Regions from separate parts of the Homo sapiens genome. Here region 2 is linked to region 1. Evidence: chromatin loops called from intact Hi-C (ENCODE). Cell type or tissue: K562. All regions are shown on one strand. Region 1 has its middle 160 kb from the start of JARID2-DT. Region 2 overlaps DTNBP1 (dystrobrevin binding protein 1).

Region 1 (2,500 bases):
GAGACTCTCTCTCAAAAAAAAAAAAGAAAAGAAAAAAAAGAAAAAGAAAAGTTTCGGTTCCTAGTGGGTAAAGGAAAGACCTAGAAATATTTTTATGGTTTCAACATAGATTTACTAAGACATTGCTGGATGTTGTCAGGATACAAGCGACTTAAGATGTAGTCCTTGCCTGCCCTAATATAGCTTCAAAACTCTGCCAGGGACAAGACTAACACATTTAAAATAGCTGAATAGAGGCAACCTGGTGTTAAAGAAAGAGAATAAAGTAGAAATGGGTTTGTGGCTTCTATTCCTTCCCCTGCCATTAATGAGTGCTGGGACCTTGGGCCAGTAATCGCTCAGGCCTGGTTTCCTCGCCTCAAATTAAGGGTGTTGAACAAAATAATCTCTTAAAGTTCCTTAGAGCTTTAATCTTCAGAATCTAATTAACAACATAGGTAGATCTGTTGTATAACCAAGCAATAAAGGGACTGGTACAGAGGATGAATGCTGTGAGACAGGATTCAGAAAGGACATGCATCCCTATGAATGGGAATGGCTTCACGGAGGAGCATGGAGGAACACGGAGGAGCCAGGGCTCAGGTTGGACTTTGAAAGGTGAGCAAGAGATCCAGTAAAGAGTAATTGCGAGGTGTCTTTGGAGAACAGGAAATTGGCTAAACCGTTGGAGCAGTTTGTAGAGGGGCTAGAGAGAGGGAAGGTAGGAAGTTAGACTGAGGCCTAATTGGAGGGGGTCTTGAATTCTATCCTAAGGAGTTAGAACTTGAGCTTGTTTATTGTCTCTAGGAATTGGCTAATCCTGGGAGGAGTAGTCCCTTCAGAGTCAGCAAGGCCCCAGATCTCAAAGCATCAAGATACAAAAAGTAAAACACACGGTTAGTACAGTAATATCTCTGGTCCCACATTGCCAGAACCTTGCTACTCCCTCATCAAGAGTTCGGCTGGGTGCAGTGGCTCATGCCTGCAGTCCCAGCACTTTGGGAGGCCAAGGCTGGTGGATCGCCTGAAGTCAGGAGTTCGAGCCCAGCCTGGACGACATGGTGAAACTCCATCTCTACTAAAAAAATACAAAACTTAGCTGGGCATGAGGACGGACGCCTGTAATCTCAGCTACTCGGGAGGCAGAGGCAGGAGAATGGTTTGAACCCAGGAGGTAGAGGTTGCAGTGAGCCGAGATCATGCCCCTATACTCTAGCCTGGGCAACAGAGTGAGACGCTGTCTGAAAAAAGAAAAAAAAAAAAGAGTTGGAGTTTATTTCCTCTTACTGTGAACTTGGGAGGACCTTTGGGACTTCCTTGATGAATAGATAGTAGAGGAAGTAACACCAGGTGGCTTCTGAGACCAGGTCATAAAAGGTGATATGGCTTGTTCTTGGCTCTTTTTCTGTTCGGACATTTGCCCTTGGAGCTCAGCCATCATGTCACGAGAGAGCCCAGGATACACGAAGAGGCTGTGTGTCTGTGTTCTGGCCAGGAGCCCCAGCTAAGGTCTCAATTGATAGCCTGCATCAAGCACCAGGCATGTGAGTGAATATGGCTTTAGATCCATTCCCCAGCCTTTGAGCCACTTGGGCTGTTACCATCTAGAGCAAAGAAAAGTCATTCTCACAGAGCCTGCCCAAACTGTTGATTCTTGAGCAAAATAAAAGGTATGGTTGTTTTAAGCCACTACTCTTGGGGTGGTCTGTTACACAGCAGTAGATAACCAGGACACAGTATGATAAGATGATGCTGGCGGCAAGATGGAGGCATGGGGATGGGTGGAGGAGCAGCACGGGATGTTTTGGGTACATGTGGGAACATGGGGGTTAGTGATATGTTTGGAGACAGGTCAGAAAAGCCATCCCAGATATAATAAAAGCCCAATTTTAAGAGCTTACTTTGTGCCCAGGCAGTGTTGTAAGCACTTTATGTGTATTAACTCATTGAATTCTCACAACGATCCTACTATGGACATACTATTCCTACTTAAGATGAGGAAACGAAGCTCAGAGGCACTCAGGAACACAGAGAGTGTAGAACTGGGAATGCAGTCAGGCAGCCTGACTTCCGAGCTCATCCTTTTAACTGCTAAATTTTGGTTTATTTATTTATTTAGAGACGAAGTTTCGCTCTTGTTGCCCAGGCTGGAGTGCAATGGCACGATCTCAGCTCAATGCAACCTCTGGCTCCCGGGTTCAAGTGATTCTCCTGTCTCAGCGTCCCAAGTAGCTGGGATTACAGGTGCGTGCCACCACACTCGGCTGATTTTTGTGTTTTTAGTAGAGATAGGATTACATCATATTGGTCAGACTGGTCTTGAACTCCTGACCTCAGGCGATCCACCCACCTTGGCCTCCCAAAGTGCTGGGATTACAGGCGTGAGCCACTGTGCCCAGCTATTTATTTTTATTTTATTTTATTATTTTTTTTGAGACAGAGTCTTGCTCTGTCGCCAGGCTGGAGTGCAGTGATGTGATCTTGGCTTGCTGCAACCTCTGACTCCCTGGTTCAAGCAATT
Region 2 (2,500 bases), 540 kb before region 1:
GAATTTGACTGTTTCACTGTCAGAAAGTGAACTGAACGTAGTGTTGGAAATCCTGGTTTCTGCTCCTTGCTGCACAAATACCTGTTGACCTTGGGCAGATAACATGGCCTCTCTTAGTTTTCTCATCTATAAAATGGCTTAACACTACTTATTCTGCTTATCAAACTTGTGTGGAAATCAAATAAAATGAAGTGTTCCTTAAAACTCTGAACTGCTGAGTTTTATACTAAGATCCTATTCTACATCATTGGTGTACCTTTTCATCATTGGTGTGCTTTTTCTTCCTTCTCCTAACCTCAATATCCAGAAAGAATTTTGGAATAAAGCACTATGGGTTTGTCTTGCTCCTTAAACTTAATTTCCTGGGGGTGAATCTTGGTTTATTCTGAGTTACTTCGAGGTGGAAAAATTGAACTTCCGGAGATAGCTTTTTTTAATCATTAAGAAATTACACATGATAAAATGAATAGGTAACAGTACAGTTTTTCAGAACCGTTTCTTTTGCTAGATTTTTACTTTTCTTCTTCCCTTTATATACCCCTATAGCACAATCCCTAGTAGGTTGATTAAGGGCATAGGCTTACTGTCAAATTCCCTGGGATGGAATCTAAGTCCACTGTGGTCCTTAAGGAAGTAACTTAACTTCATTACACCTCAATTTTTAAAATCTGTATAATGGAGGTTATAATATTGCTTAGTGTATAGAGTTGCTGTGTGGTTTAAATGAGATAATATATGTAAATTACTTAGCACAGGGTCTGGTATTTAGAAAATGTTCAAAATGTTTTAGTATTGTATAATTGTTGATAATTATTGATAATTTCTGAGAATCTGTTTACCCTTCCATTCTTTTAAATGATAGTTTAGTGTTTTCTGATATAGTTTTTCTACATATGCTTATATTCTATATTCAGAATTTAATTTTCAGTTTTATTGCAGGTATGAACTAAACTGTAGTTAAATTTCAATATTTAAACATTGCACTTTAATTTTCAGTAAGAAATGGTTAATATGTAATTTTTAATATCTAAAATTATTTATTCTAGAGTTTTCAAATTAGAAACCAAAATAGCCCATAATATAGGAATTTTTTTTTTTAGAGTTTAAAATCTGAAGTTAAGAGAATTTATGAGGGCTGCCACTGAAGTATAAACAATAAGAGGGCAGGAATCATTACATCTTCAGTATCCAAAATAGGGCTTAGCAAATAGTGGGTGGTCAGTGGAAGTTTGTGGAATATTATAAATGAATTTTGTGAACATAGATCCTTGTTTCAAGCTTTGGTTTCCTTACTGCATTTTAGCTGTTTTTTCAGTATGTTTTAAGCTACTTTTAAAGATTTTTTTTAAAGACCAGTTGGCAACAGACATTTTTAAATACACAAAAATAATGAGAAATGCGGTTTGCGTGAAACTTGATGTGGCCTCCCAGCTCAGTTGAGGCTTGAATGTGAGAGATTATGTGTTTATCCCTCCAGCGTGGGCTGAGAAACCACAGGGAGATGTGTCATAGCTTAGTTCTTTATTTCAAATGAGAATTCCTACTATAGTGAAATGTACGAACAAAAACAATCTAGTACTACATACAAATAATTTTGTATCTTTGATATATTCATTCCTCCAAAGTTCTTTCTTAATTTATTAAGTGGAACTTAGTAAGAATCAGTTGTATTCAGATTCTAACTCTTAAAGAGCCTTAATCCTGGCCGGGCACAGTGGCTCATGCCTGTAATCCTAACACTTTGGGAGGCCAAGATGGGTGGATTGCTTGAGGCCAGGAGTTCAAAACCAGCCTGGCCAACTTGGTGAAACCCTGTCTCTACTAAAAATACAAAAAATTAGCCGGGTGTGGTGGTAGGTGCCTGTAGTCCCAACTACTGGGGAGTCTGAGGCAGGAGAATCGCATGAACCTGGGAGGCGGAGGTTGCAGTGAGCCAAGATAGCACCACTGCACTCCAGCCTGGGCAACAAGAGCGAAACTTCGTCTCAAAAAAAAAAAAAAAAAAAAAAAAGAACCTTAATCTTGAGATGTACAAATTGTCTGTTTTGAATACTCAAATTCATTTTCTTCTGTCATATAATGGGTTTTGTTACCTTTATTTTTTATCGTACAGATTATGGAGTTTTTTCCACAGTTCTTGCTTATTCATGTTGATATTTTCAAAAGATCACCTCTTCTTGCTCCTTCTAAGTCTTTCTAGGCCCTTGTCCCTCCCACTATGTTAAGACCAAAACAGAATTGTCTGGGAGAAACTAATGTCTGTCATTTTCTTTATAGTCTTTAGCAAAAGAAGTTAGAATTATCTTAGGCTATTCTAGAATTTCACAACCTTGCTATTAGGAACCCTTTACATCTGCTGAATTCCTCATTAACTTAAATCATTTCCTCTTTTTCTGGAATTCTGGAATTGGCCAGTTTCCTCAAAATTCCTTTATATACTTTATGCAATAAGTATTCCTGTTTAAATGTAAATTGAAACATGGTATATTCTAAATGTATT

What was found. A loop is a pair of places that touch in the nucleus more often than their neighbours do. Peaks named below come from ENCODE experiments on the same cell type or tissue, not always from the same donor. Only the 100,000 strongest peaks of a DNase experiment are listed, where the experiment ranks them.
Region 2: it touches region 1 in a loop (5-fold over the local background); 1 of 110 quality-filtered maps calls a loop at or near these places.

What each region holds. Positions count from the first base shown.
Region 1 is chr6:15,085,622-15,088,121 of GRCh38, reverse strand. No RefSeq gene overlaps it. Among named protein-coding and RNA genes, the nearest start is that of JARID2-DT, 160 kb to the left of the region's middle. In K562, a CTCF peak has its summit at 1,296; DNase peaks (open chromatin) are centred at 804, 1,391 and 1,710; H3K4me3 peaks cover 1,169 bases.
Region 2 is chr6:15,627,910-15,630,409 of GRCh38, reverse strand. All of the region lies in intron 4 of DTNBP1 (dystrobrevin binding protein 1), which reads left to right. Among named protein-coding and RNA genes, the nearest start is that of DTNBP1, 34 kb to the left of the region's middle. In K562, no CTCF peak of the experiment used is centred here; a DNase peak (open chromatin) is centred at 1,469.